Linked DNA regions of Homo sapiens: region 1 is linked to region 2. The links are chromatin loops, found by intact Hi-C in ENCODE. Cell type or tissue: heart right ventricle. All regions are shown on one strand. Links, peaks and the distances in the headings refer to the core of each region. The heading gives the core; the rest is flanking DNA.

Region 1 (5,875 bases), core at 435-5,434, 88 kb before region 2:
ATATGTAGTAACTCTGAAAGCTAGGAGGAATAAAAGGCAAGTGTGGAAGTTGGAGATGGGACCAGAGAAAGGAAACTAACCCTTCCTGAGCATGTTGAGCAGTCTGCTAGAGTGTTAGGTATTTGTGTGACTCTCTGTAATCTCTTAGCAGTCTAGTGACCATTTTAATAAATATATGGATAAGGATATGTGGTCTGAGACATGAAGAGTTGTTCAGGTATGCAATGGTACAGAAAATTTATAATATAAGTAGGTAGACATCTAATAACCAGCATTGTTGTTTGTGTTTACCAAAAAAGACTGAGACCTCTAGTTCAGCTGGGTGGGCTAGATCCTTGGCCCTGCCTACAAGTGAAGCAAGCAAATGTTTAGTGAGTCTGTTCCTGCGTGTATGCGTAGATGATTTTTACAGCTTATTTTAGCTGCCCTGTCATCTCTTGCTAATAGATCAACTACCATGTTTATAACAGTCGGTCTGTGCTATGTCACATGAGCCCTGATTAAAAGGAGGACCCATGTCCTTGCTAATCATCAAGAAAGTCATCCTGCTAGCTACTTAAAGCCCTTTTGCTGGAAACAGCTTTTCCACTTAACTTGCACTGAGATGTGGCAGAACACCTTTCCCTGGCATTCCTTGCATCAAGATTTCTGAAAATATGCTCCAGGGAACCTAGTCCTGAAATATTTTCAGGAAAAGGCTAATACTTGAGAGCAGAAACATATGAGAGAGCAAGAGACTATCCAGGAGAGAGCAAGAAAGCAAGTGTACAAAGGCCTGCAAATGTGCATGGGGTGGGAGGAAGGGCATTTCAGTCACTTGTTTGGGAACTGCTGTAGGCTTTGATTTCTTGACTATATGATCCTTTACTTTCCTGTCATCTGTTTGTTTGTTTTGGGGAACATGCTGGGAAACATTGGCCTTTGTACCATTCTTCCTTTTAATTAGAAATGGTTAATCCCACTTGTTCCTCTCTTTCTGTTTTATTTGAACGTAACAACTGTGCCTGCTAATTCATACCTGTTACGTGGTCGGAGTTGAGCTAGTCAATTTTATGAACGTTTGCAAAAGATATTTGGTACTTTTTTCTGAAAAGAATATGTTACATTTTTCCTGTAATTCCATACAAATTTTTGATAGTGCACTAAAGAAAATCCATATGACAAGAGATTGTGGAGTAATTAGAGTTTAGTGTGAAGGTGGTAATTTGGTAGTCTCTACGTTCCCAAGAATAGTGTCATTTGCACTGGAGTAACATTCATGGCCAGGGATGTGCAGATAATAGATCAGCTGAGATGGCAGTGAACTCTCAAACATGTTCAAGACTCCTAAGTGAATTGAAGTAGAATCTTGTCTGGAGAATACTGATAGAGACCAAATCCTACTCTGTGGCTTTACTGTCTCTTAGAAGCATTTACAGCTTAGTAAGTGTCCTATTGATGACCTGCGAGTGATTGGGGAAGCTCATGACAAGCATCACTGTTCCTCTCCATCTCAGGCTCTAAAATCTAAATCTTTATTAGGATGTGTATTATTTGGAAGGTGCTTTGGGAGCTTAAGTGGAAAATTGAAATAATTCTAAAGTTGATAATATGAAGGGCCTTTGTTGAGCACAGTAATTTGGGAGATGAGTTGGGAGGACATTTTTCATAATATATTGCCCTATTGGGCAGTTGGGTAGCTCAGCCCTTTTTAACTCCCATCCCTCGCCAGTTCAGCATCTCTCTGTTTCATGGGAATGATTGTTAATAAAGAAATTGGATCCATACTAGAAAATGACCATTTCCTTTTGAATTAGCCTTTTTCTTGTCTCCTTTTCGTATCCTTTTTATGGGTCCTTTCTGGTATGGGCCTTCTTTCCCATCAACAACTTTTCACCTGCTGACATGTTAAAAATTGCTTGCACAGGGAAGTTACTATAAAAATCAACATAGCAAAAAGAGTTAATTGCCCATCTAAATCCCCCACCTAAATTAGTATTTTTTTTGTCACTTGGTCCTCTGACTTTTATTAATTATTTTCTTGTTTATTCAGTTCTGTTCACATTACTTGTGTCAGTAGAGTTTTGAGAACTATTTTGAAATCACTTGCAGGAAAGAAGTGCTATTTGAACCTCATTCTGATTCATCAAGCCTCTGACAAGTAAAGCAGGAGTTTTCTCTTTTGACAGTGTGATGCTTGATTCTTGTGAGTCTTGGCAAGGATAGATCTGAACAATTGAGGGAAGGACAATTTCATTTTCTGCCAGTGGGCAGCCTTTTCAAATGAAATTAAACTTGATCCTCAGTTTTGAAGTGATAGTTGCTTTTTATTAAAATTTTACAGAGGGCAGCTGTAGAAGATATAAACCCAGCAGATGACCCTAATAATCAAGGTGAGGATGAATTTGAAGAAGCCGAGCAAGTGAGAGAAGAAAATTTGCCAGATGAAAATGAAGAGCAAAAACAAAGTAATCAAAAGCAAGAGAATACAGAAGTGGAGGAACATTTGGTGGTAAGCAGATGCCACGAGGAAGGGTGGATTTAACTGGGCTATTTTAAGAAACATCTGGTTTATGTAAAAGGTTAGTCATATTCCACATTGACGGAAGGTTTGCCACTTCGGTGGTTTTTAGGCCACTTTATGACATGATATGCCTGTACTCTGAGAGAGAGGGTAACGGACATCCTGGGCTTTGTATTGGGAATGATTACTCATCATTTCCTGGCCACAGACGCTTTGAAAGTGCCCTTTTCATGGTGGCATGCTTGTTCTTTGTCCCAGAGTACTGTGTAAAAGGCATCTCTGATGTACAGTAACATGAACCTGCCCTTTTGTTTCCAACAGATGGCAGGAAATCCAGACCAGCAGGAGGACAATGTTGATGAACAGTACCAGGAAGAGGCAGAAGAGGAGGTAGTAAGGATTGAATCCCAGAGACTGATCAGATTGGTCTGTCACACACACTAACCTTAAACAAACCTCAGCAGTATTGACTTTGACATGCCTTCCACAGAAATGTTCAGAAAAATTTAAGCAGGATAAGAAAGGGTGGTTTAAAGCAAAAATGGATCATGGCACTGGAGACATTTGGTTAGAAGATAACAAAAGCAGGGTAATAGAATCCATCTCTTTGGTTCTCACCTGAAATTTTGAATTAAGAAGGCATTTGGCTTTCCAGGAATGGTGGACTTAGATTTGTGCAATCTTTTGTAAGAATATTTTCTCCTCTCTCCCTCTGCACATTGAGGGAATCTGGACTGCCCCTGTAACTTTCTCTTCAGGCATCTCCCCAGTGCCTACCTCACAGGAATACCCCATAGTGTCTATCGGAATCCACTTAACACCCTCCAAACATTTTTGTAAATTTTACAGTCTCTCCTTCTGGCCTCTTCCTTCTTAAGAATTCAGTATCTTAATTAAATTTAACAATAAAAGAGGAGGAAAAAGATGTAAAGAGCTCAGCTGAATAAAATGCATTTGGATAGAGTTTCTTAATATTTTAGTTTGCTTTTCATTGTAAACTTCGGGCATCTTGTTGTTAATTAGATATAAGTAGCGTTTATTGTGGTGCTGCTTACGGTGTAGTTGATTATTGTGGTGCTGCATGTGGTGTAATTGGTGAATGCTGCTTGTTGTAGCCGTTTTATCACAGCATTCCGCTGCATAAACAACTGCAATATTTAAGAGTCTGATACAAATTAGGCCAAGACCCTGTATTTAGTCTCATTATGGACCAGTAAGTAGTTCCCAAATTAAAACCCTGGTTCAGAGCTGCTTCTCAGCCAGGTGTCTTGCAAATGTGTGGTTTTATCCCTATGGGGAACCCCATGGGAGGATGGACATATGGCAGACTGAACAGACACACCCCATCACTGGAGATCCTGTGCAGAAATCATGAGCTGTGCTCTCACACACACAGTTCCCTCGACTAGGTCTGCTTTCTTGTTCTTACTGATTTTGTAAGCTTTTCAGAGCTGATGATAAAATTTGTGCTTATACCAGGAAAACAGAAAAGGATGTTGCTCTTTAAGGTCACTGGCAACATTTCTAATAACATGCACTTTAACTGGCTTGATCTTTTTGTTCTTTGGTTTCTCATCCTAATCAAGACCCTTGGCTGTCTTGTCAGAAAGAGAGCAGCAGAGAAAATAGTGACCTTGAATATTAAGACATTGGGCAAGAAAAAGATATTCATCCAGGCTTCTCATATAACAGGATGTCTAGACTAATACCACTTTGTTTTATTATGTCCAATACTAGGAATCTTTGAGGGATTAAAAGAGAAAAGTTCACCTTGGCTTCTTTTTTAAAAATTCAGAAGATTAAACATAAAATTTTAACCAGTGTTTACTGATTCCTTTTCAATTTTATATTATGATCAGTTAAGGTACAGGAGAGAAATCCTGAGATCCAAGAGGAATCAAGAGTAGAAAGAGAAGAAAGAGGCAAGAGGAAAGGAGAAATGGTGCTAAGACAGAGGAGGTTGCCCTGGCTGAGTGCTGCCTAAACTCAGCAACTGCTCCTCATCCCACCAGTCATCCCCTTCAGATCTGCTGGACTGACAGGACTCTTCCTCTTGCTGCACCTGGCCCCAGGTCCTAATTCGGTTTACCTGGTTCCCTGCCAAAAATTCTTAAAGCAGTGTTCAGGCCTCCTCCAGCATGTGCTCCAGGTTACCACCCCATCACTGAGAACTGTTGCTCCATGTGCTCTTAGTGGAAGTCCCACGTGCCTTTTTTTCTTCCCAGTGTAAACTTTCCTCTCTGCCCCCGAGTGTCCCTTGTTCATGTTGTGTTGTATTTTTGTGTGTGGTTATGAGATGATTAATGTTTGCATCTTCCCACCTCTGTCCATCGTTCCCAGGTCTTCCCTTGAGAGAGGAGAAGAGTGGTTCCCAAATACCATTTAAGCACTAGTGATAGAGACAAAGTTCTTGTCAGACTATGGCAAAATGAGAAAAATAAAGGGGAACATAGAATATGGAAACACATACTGCATTGTTTATAAGTGCATATGTGTATGAAACCTCATTGGTGGAAGCACTCTGAAAAACCATGAAATGTTGTGGAACTGTGCATTATTGTTGTTGTTGTTTTTTTTTTTTTAATCTCCATTTAACCTTAGAGTCTTGCAGCTGCCCCAGCTAACCACTAGAATGCAAGGCCTGTGGCTGCCATCGCTTCCCTTCCTCTCCAGCGCACAAACTTATTTCTGTCAGCATTTCCTCCTGGGGAAGAATTGCCTCTTGCCTGGGCCACACCTGTTCAGAGGTATAGCCCATCAAACTTACAGACTTGGCCTCTAAGAGGACCCAAAAGAAGTATGATTTTAGGAAATTTATACTACTCTGCCTTCTTTTATCTTAGTGCAGTAGTGTTATCTTTCTAAGACTTACAAGCATTTCTTGTTTCTTGTTTGGGATTGTTTGAATGGAAGGCATGATCCCTTCCTTACGTTGCTTACATTCCAAACGTTTTATCGCCTTGTAAGCAAACAAGACAATTTATGGCATTGCCAAAAAGTGCCGTGTAAGCTTTAAAATTACTTACATGTTCAAAAATATATAGATTAAATGACCAAGAAATCAGAATACTTTAATTTCCCTCAGTGTAACTGAAAACTGATTAATCTGAACATGCAGAAGAGAATAAGTACAAGGCATTTGTTCACCTTCACTGGCCAAATATGTACGTACACCTACATGAGACTACCAGCCTGTGAATCACCGTGTCAAGAAGCTTTTCTTTTTTTTTTGTTTTTTGTTTTTTGTTTTTTGAGACAGAGTCTGACTGTCACCCAGGCTGGAGTGCAATGAGGTGATCTCGGCTCACTGCAACCTCCGCCTTCCGGGTTCAAGCAATTCTCCTGCCTCAGCCTCCCGAGTAGCTGGCATTA
Region 2 (5,875 bases), core at 432-5,431:
CCACGGTTGCATGAGCCAATTCTCATAATAAATCCCCTCTCTATCTATCTATCTATCTATCTATCTATCTATCTATCTATCTATCTATCTATCTATCCTATTAGTTCTGTTTCTCTGGAGAAGATTAATTCAGGTATTATAAATAATTTTTGTCATAAACCTATAATAACAGCTCTTTAAATTATTTGGAAAGAATCAGCCCTTTCTATTTACCTGTGTTTCATAGCATAACATCAAAGAGTGAGAGTTGGGGAGTGTGCACTCAAACCCCATCTACCCATCTCCACTTCTGCATGAAATATAGAATGTCTTTCCTAATCTGAGGACTCCAGGGAACCAAGATCCCTTTGGCCTTTCAAGGATCTTAGAGGATGGCAGCAGTGACCATCAAGAGCTGGGTCAGCATTGAGCCTTGGATGTTCACAGATGTAAGACACATTCATGTGACTACACAGATACAACACAGGCCTCAGAAATGAGAAAAGAAGAACATGGTTAACATTCATTCATTCAGCAAGTAATTGTTGACGAATTGACTAAATTGCTAGAATGCTTGGATGCTGTCTAATGAGACAACTTTGCAAAGGCCTAGAGATTCTTCAACAGACCATTTGAAGGAAGGTCATTGCCTATGAAATATGAACTACCTTTCTTAATGTCACCTCCATGAAGGCAGGGGTTTTATCCATTTTAATCACTACTCTAAACCCAGAGACTACAATGGGAACACATCCATGATAAGATCTACTAAATACTTATCAAATTTGTTGAATGACTATGATTTCATTTACTATTCTGGGCAGATTGTTCAATAAAACATGGTTTAATGGTTAATTTTGTGTTTCAACTTGGCTGAGCCATGGAGGTGCCCAGATATTTGGGTGAACATTGTTCTGAGTATGTCTGTGAGGGTATTTCTGAAAAGACTAACATTTGAATTGGTGGACCAAGTAGAGCAGATTGCCTTGCCCATTGTGTGTAGGCTTCATCCAATGTGTTAGAGGCCTGAGTATAACAAAAATGCTGAGTAAGGGAGAATTCACTCTGCCTGACTGTCTTGGAGCTGAAACATCAGTCTTCTCCTGCCTTTGAATTCAGACTAGAACTATAATATTGGCTCTCCTGGGTCTCCAGCTTGCTGACTGCAGATCATGAGACCTCTCAGGCTTCATAACCTGTGAGACAATTCCTTATTTTTAAAATATATTTATATATATATATATATAATATATTTATATATAAATATAATATATATAAATATATATATAAATATATATATAATATATATAAATATATATAAATTTATATTTATATATAAATATATAAAATATAATATATATAATATATATATTTATATATAATATATTAGATATTATATATAAATATATATAATATATTATATATTATATATAAATATACATATTTATATATATAATTTATGCTACATATATATGTAACACAAACATATATATTTGCATGATATATAAATGACATATTATGTATTCTATAACTATATATTACATACTTATTAGCATAATCTATATGTAATCCATGAGTTTTAGTCTGGGTTCCCCAGAGGAACAGACTGATAGGATATATATATATATATATGTGTGTGTGTGTATACATCCCCACAGCCCCCCACACACATATTCCATGTATATTATACACACATACATATATAATACATATACACCATTATATAAAATACCTTATATATAATCCATGTATATTATATACACACATATATTAAATACATTTGTTCTCTTCAGCCTTTCTTATGTTTAACTTGCTTTTATTTTTCTACCTTCCTGAAGAAGAAACTTAGATTATTGATTTTAGATATTGTTTTTCTTTTAATACAAGCATTGAACACTACAAATTTCCCTCTAGTGCTGCTTTAGCTGCCTCCCACACACAATCTTGAGAAATTAAATTAATATGAGTAAATATCTATATTCGTGACTCTAGTTATAAAAAGAGAAAAAAGAGGAAGAAAAAATACCATATTTATTTGAACAGCTTGCTCATTGTAGTTAATAACTTACTGATAAAAGAGAAAAGGAATCAGTGAGCAGTATTACTGACACATCAGTAAACACTGATAGCACCACAACCTAGAGCATGGGTTTTTTTTCCAGGACACTTCTGATACCATCATTATCTTGCAGAAGCAGTTATTTTAGAGCCAAGTCCCTATAAAACCAATTAAAGAGTGTAAATATGGTTGATGTTTAGGAAGTCTTCCATTGGCCACTCTGGTCCATTTTCCAGATTATGACATTTGTATCTGGGTGGTAGTGGTAATAATGGCAGTGTTGCTGGATCAGAAAGGAAAAAGAAAGAAATGGATCCATAATTGTAGTAAATATTTATTGAATAAACATTAACTATTTACTTAATAACAGGGAAGAAAAGGAATTAAGTCATGAAACTTCCTTTTATTGTGTAATTACTTTACTTCCTTGCAGCTGGACATTGTGCGGGAAAAATACTTTTTGCAGTATCTTCACAACCCAGCAGCCACAATGACCTTTTAAAACATAAGTCAAATCCTGTCACTCTTCTGCGCAAAACCCTCCAATCACTTCTACCTTACTCAGAGTGAAAGCCAGAATCATTACAATGGCTTAAAAGATCCTGGATAATCTGGCCCTCCATTGCCTGTGGGGTTTCATCCTCAGTTATTCTTTCCTTATTCACTCTGCTCCCAACAGTAACCGCTTTGCATTTCCTCCAACATTGCGGAAATCTCCCCAAACAAGGACTATTATACTTGCTGTTCTCTGTGCCTGGGTCAGTTTCCCTCCAGATATTCATATTGCTTGCTTCCTTACCTCCTTCAAGGCTTTGCTCAAAAGTCTTCTTCTAATGGACTCCTCCCTGACCACCCCACTTGAAATTGAAACGTGTAGACAACAACCCAGATTCCACTTTAGTGCTTTATTTTTTTATTTAAGACTTATTCTCTAATATGCTATGAGCTACACTTCCTTAGTTTATTGTCTCTTTCTGTCTCCACTAAAATAGAAATTTCATGGAGGCAGCGGCTGTTGTCTATTTTGTTCCCTGCTGTATCAACAGCATGTAGAACAATTCCTAGTACATAGAAGGAATTCAGTATACTTTTGATGAATGAGCAAATAATTGAATGAATACTACGAAGATTTGTCTAGAAGCTGGGTGTGTTGAAATTGCTTGTCACAAAGCCAATAGCATCAAAAACCTTTTATAAATCACCTGAATGTGAAACGTTTTTACTAGCTGTTACTCTTTGGAAATTTGAGTGTGTGGTGAGTGTTACTTGCAAATTCTATAGCTCTTTATTTCTCTAAGTCATATTTCTGCATGGAGTCCCTATTTGGTCAACAAAACGGGAGATAACTCAATATTATTAATCACTGGCTGCTTTGTCCTTTGTCAGGTTTGCGTACAGGTCCTGGGAAGCTAATGAGGTCCACAAAATTTGGCAAGGTCCCTCTGGTTTCTTTCCCCTGGCATGATCACTGATACACTTGCATGTTGCCTTGGAGGCAATCTGCTCTTCTGCATCTCTGCCAAGGTTTGACAAGCTGTGTCCTTGCCAAGGCTCAGAGCCTTGTCGTCTTGAGTCTAGGCTTCCTAGGTTCATCATGGCACTGTGCTTCCTGCAATCTTGCTACCCTCCATGATTTTAGCAAGCGAACGGGATATAAATTCCGAATTCTCACAAAACCTGCAATTACCTTCTCATTTGGAATCCAGGGACTCTCTTTCTCCCAAGGGCTGCTACCAACTTCTCTTCTCTGAAAGAATCCTTCGTAATCTCTGCTTGAAAGCCTTTAAAAAAGGTAATGTTGGTCTCTCTCATGCAGGATGGGAAAAAGACGCTGAAACAGTCAGATTTTCTCTTTGAAAAAACATTTTAAAGAAAATATTTTTAAAATATATGTTTCAAAACATATTCAAAACCTAAGAAATAATTTTCTTAGTGAATTTTGCTACGGGATAGTTGTGAGGTGAGTTTAGGGGCTTTGCTAAGGGATAAATGAAAAGCCTACCAGGGTACACTTCTTGAAATAAAAAACAACATTAGGGTTTTTTAATTGTTGTTGGTTGGTTGGTTGGTTGGTTTTAAGAGACAGGGTCTCCCTGTGTCACCTAAACCTGACTACAATGGCCTGTTGATGACTCCCTGCAGCCTCAAACTTCAGCTCAAGCAATCCTCCTGCCTCAGTCTCCCATGTATAGAGGACTACAGGCACATGCTGTCACAGCTAGCTAATTTTTTTAAATTATCTTTTATAGAGACTGAGTCTCACTTTGTTGCCCAGGCTGGTCTCGAACAACTGGCTTCAAGCAGTCCTTCTGCCTAAGCCTACCAATATTCTGTGGATACAGGTATTAGCCTCTGTGCCCAGCCAATATTAGGTTTTAAATAATAATAATGGCTTAACAAATCTAATTTATACAAAGTTTTTTTGGAAAACATAGAATGAAAGATAATAATGCAGACAAAAGTTACATTGTAGCAGAAAAACAGATATTTGTAGCATGAAAGTAAATGTATTTTAATGGGAAAAATATTGGTAAAGTTTTTTAAGGTTAATAATTTGCTAGATCATGTGCAAATGGGAAATATTTTTTACATTATATCCACAAGTGTGTTTTTTAGAATACTCTAAAATATGAAATACAATGGAAAAAGTTGATACTCTTTGTGGACTTTTTTGTTTTAATATCTGTATATTCAGCTGTTTCCCAATTCATTATGAATTCTCAGTCTTTGTTTTAGTTTTGTTCCAGTCGTTGAACTGAGCTTGAATGAAGTTGAAGTAGCAGAACATAGATTCCATCACAGACTCTTACTCTGGAGCTTCCTGGCTTGACTATTAGAAATAGAGCTCCCACATACTTGTTTCAAGACGGTTCTTTGACTCAGTGTGATGGATAATTTTATATGTCAACTTGGCTAGACTATGGTGACCAGTTGTTTAGTAAACACTAGTCTAGTTGTTTCTATAAAGGTATTTTTTTAGACAAAATTAGCATCTACAGCGAGTAGAGCAGATGACTCTCCATAATGTGGGAGGGCCTCATCCAATCATTTGAAGGACTTAAGAGCAAAGACTGAGGTTTCTCAGAGAGGAAGGAATCCTGCCTCCAGGCTACGACATAAAAATTCTGCCTGAGTTTCCAGAACTTTGGACTCAAGACTGCAACATCAACCCTTACTTGAATCTCCAGCCTCCTGACTTGCCCTGCACATTTCAGACTTTCTGTCCCCTACAATAATTATTTGAGAGAGCCAATTTCTTAATGCAATTTTTCTCTCAATCTCAATAGATAGATAGATAGATCCTCTTGGTTCCATTTCTCTGGAGAGCCCCAACTCATACATTCGATGTGGTACATTTGAAATGATACTATGATTAAGTGTCAAAGTGGGCTTTGCATTTGATGCCAGTGTGCAAACTGTTGATTACCAGCTTACAGCAAAATAATGCCAAAAAAGTATAGAAAATGGGAGTAAACATTTAGAAACCATTATCACAATTGACATACCACGGTATCCAAGCTCATGATCACTGAACTCATCATGTTTGATAGGACATAGATCAGTATGGATACTGTTGAACTTGCATTTATGAGGGGGATTTGTGTGTGGTTCACCTGTGTACTAGTCATGTGTGATATTTTAAAGTTATTCTGTTAATTAGAACCCACAATTATTTTAAAATCTGAGAATAGATAAGCATTAAATATTTGTAATGTGTTGTTTTACTTTTTAATTCAAAATTTAAAGTTTTGCAATGTAACATTGTTAGCTATGTTTCAGAAGTAAAATTCGTATTATTTGTATTTAATTCCAATTTGCATATGGCCTTTTTCTAAG

The links. A loop is a pair of places that touch in the nucleus more often than their neighbours do. Peaks named below come from ENCODE experiments on the same cell type or tissue, not always from the same donor. Only the 100,000 strongest peaks of a DNase experiment are listed, where the experiment ranks them.
Region 1: a loop joins it to region 2, with 2.1 times the contacts of the local background. A loop is called at or near these places in 12 of 110 quality-filtered maps.

Annotation. Positions count from the first base shown.
Region 1 is chr3:168,021,544-168,027,418 of GRCh38, reverse strand. GOLIM4 (golgi integral membrane protein 4) reads left to right here. Exons shown (of 16, transcript NM_014498.5): 13 at 2,324-2,491; 14 at 2,825-2,893. Among named protein-coding and RNA genes, the nearest start is that of GOLIM4, 71 kb to the left of the region's middle. In heart right ventricle, for the core only: no CTCF peak of the experiment used is centred there; a DNase peak (open chromatin) is centred at 2,733; H3K27ac peaks cover 4,328 bases.
Region 2 is chr3:167,933,866-167,939,740 of GRCh38, reverse strand. No RefSeq gene overlaps it. Among named protein-coding and RNA genes, the nearest start is that of GOLIM4, 160 kb to the left of the region's middle. In heart right ventricle, for the core only: no CTCF peak of the experiment used is centred there; a DNase peak (open chromatin) is centred at 3,540.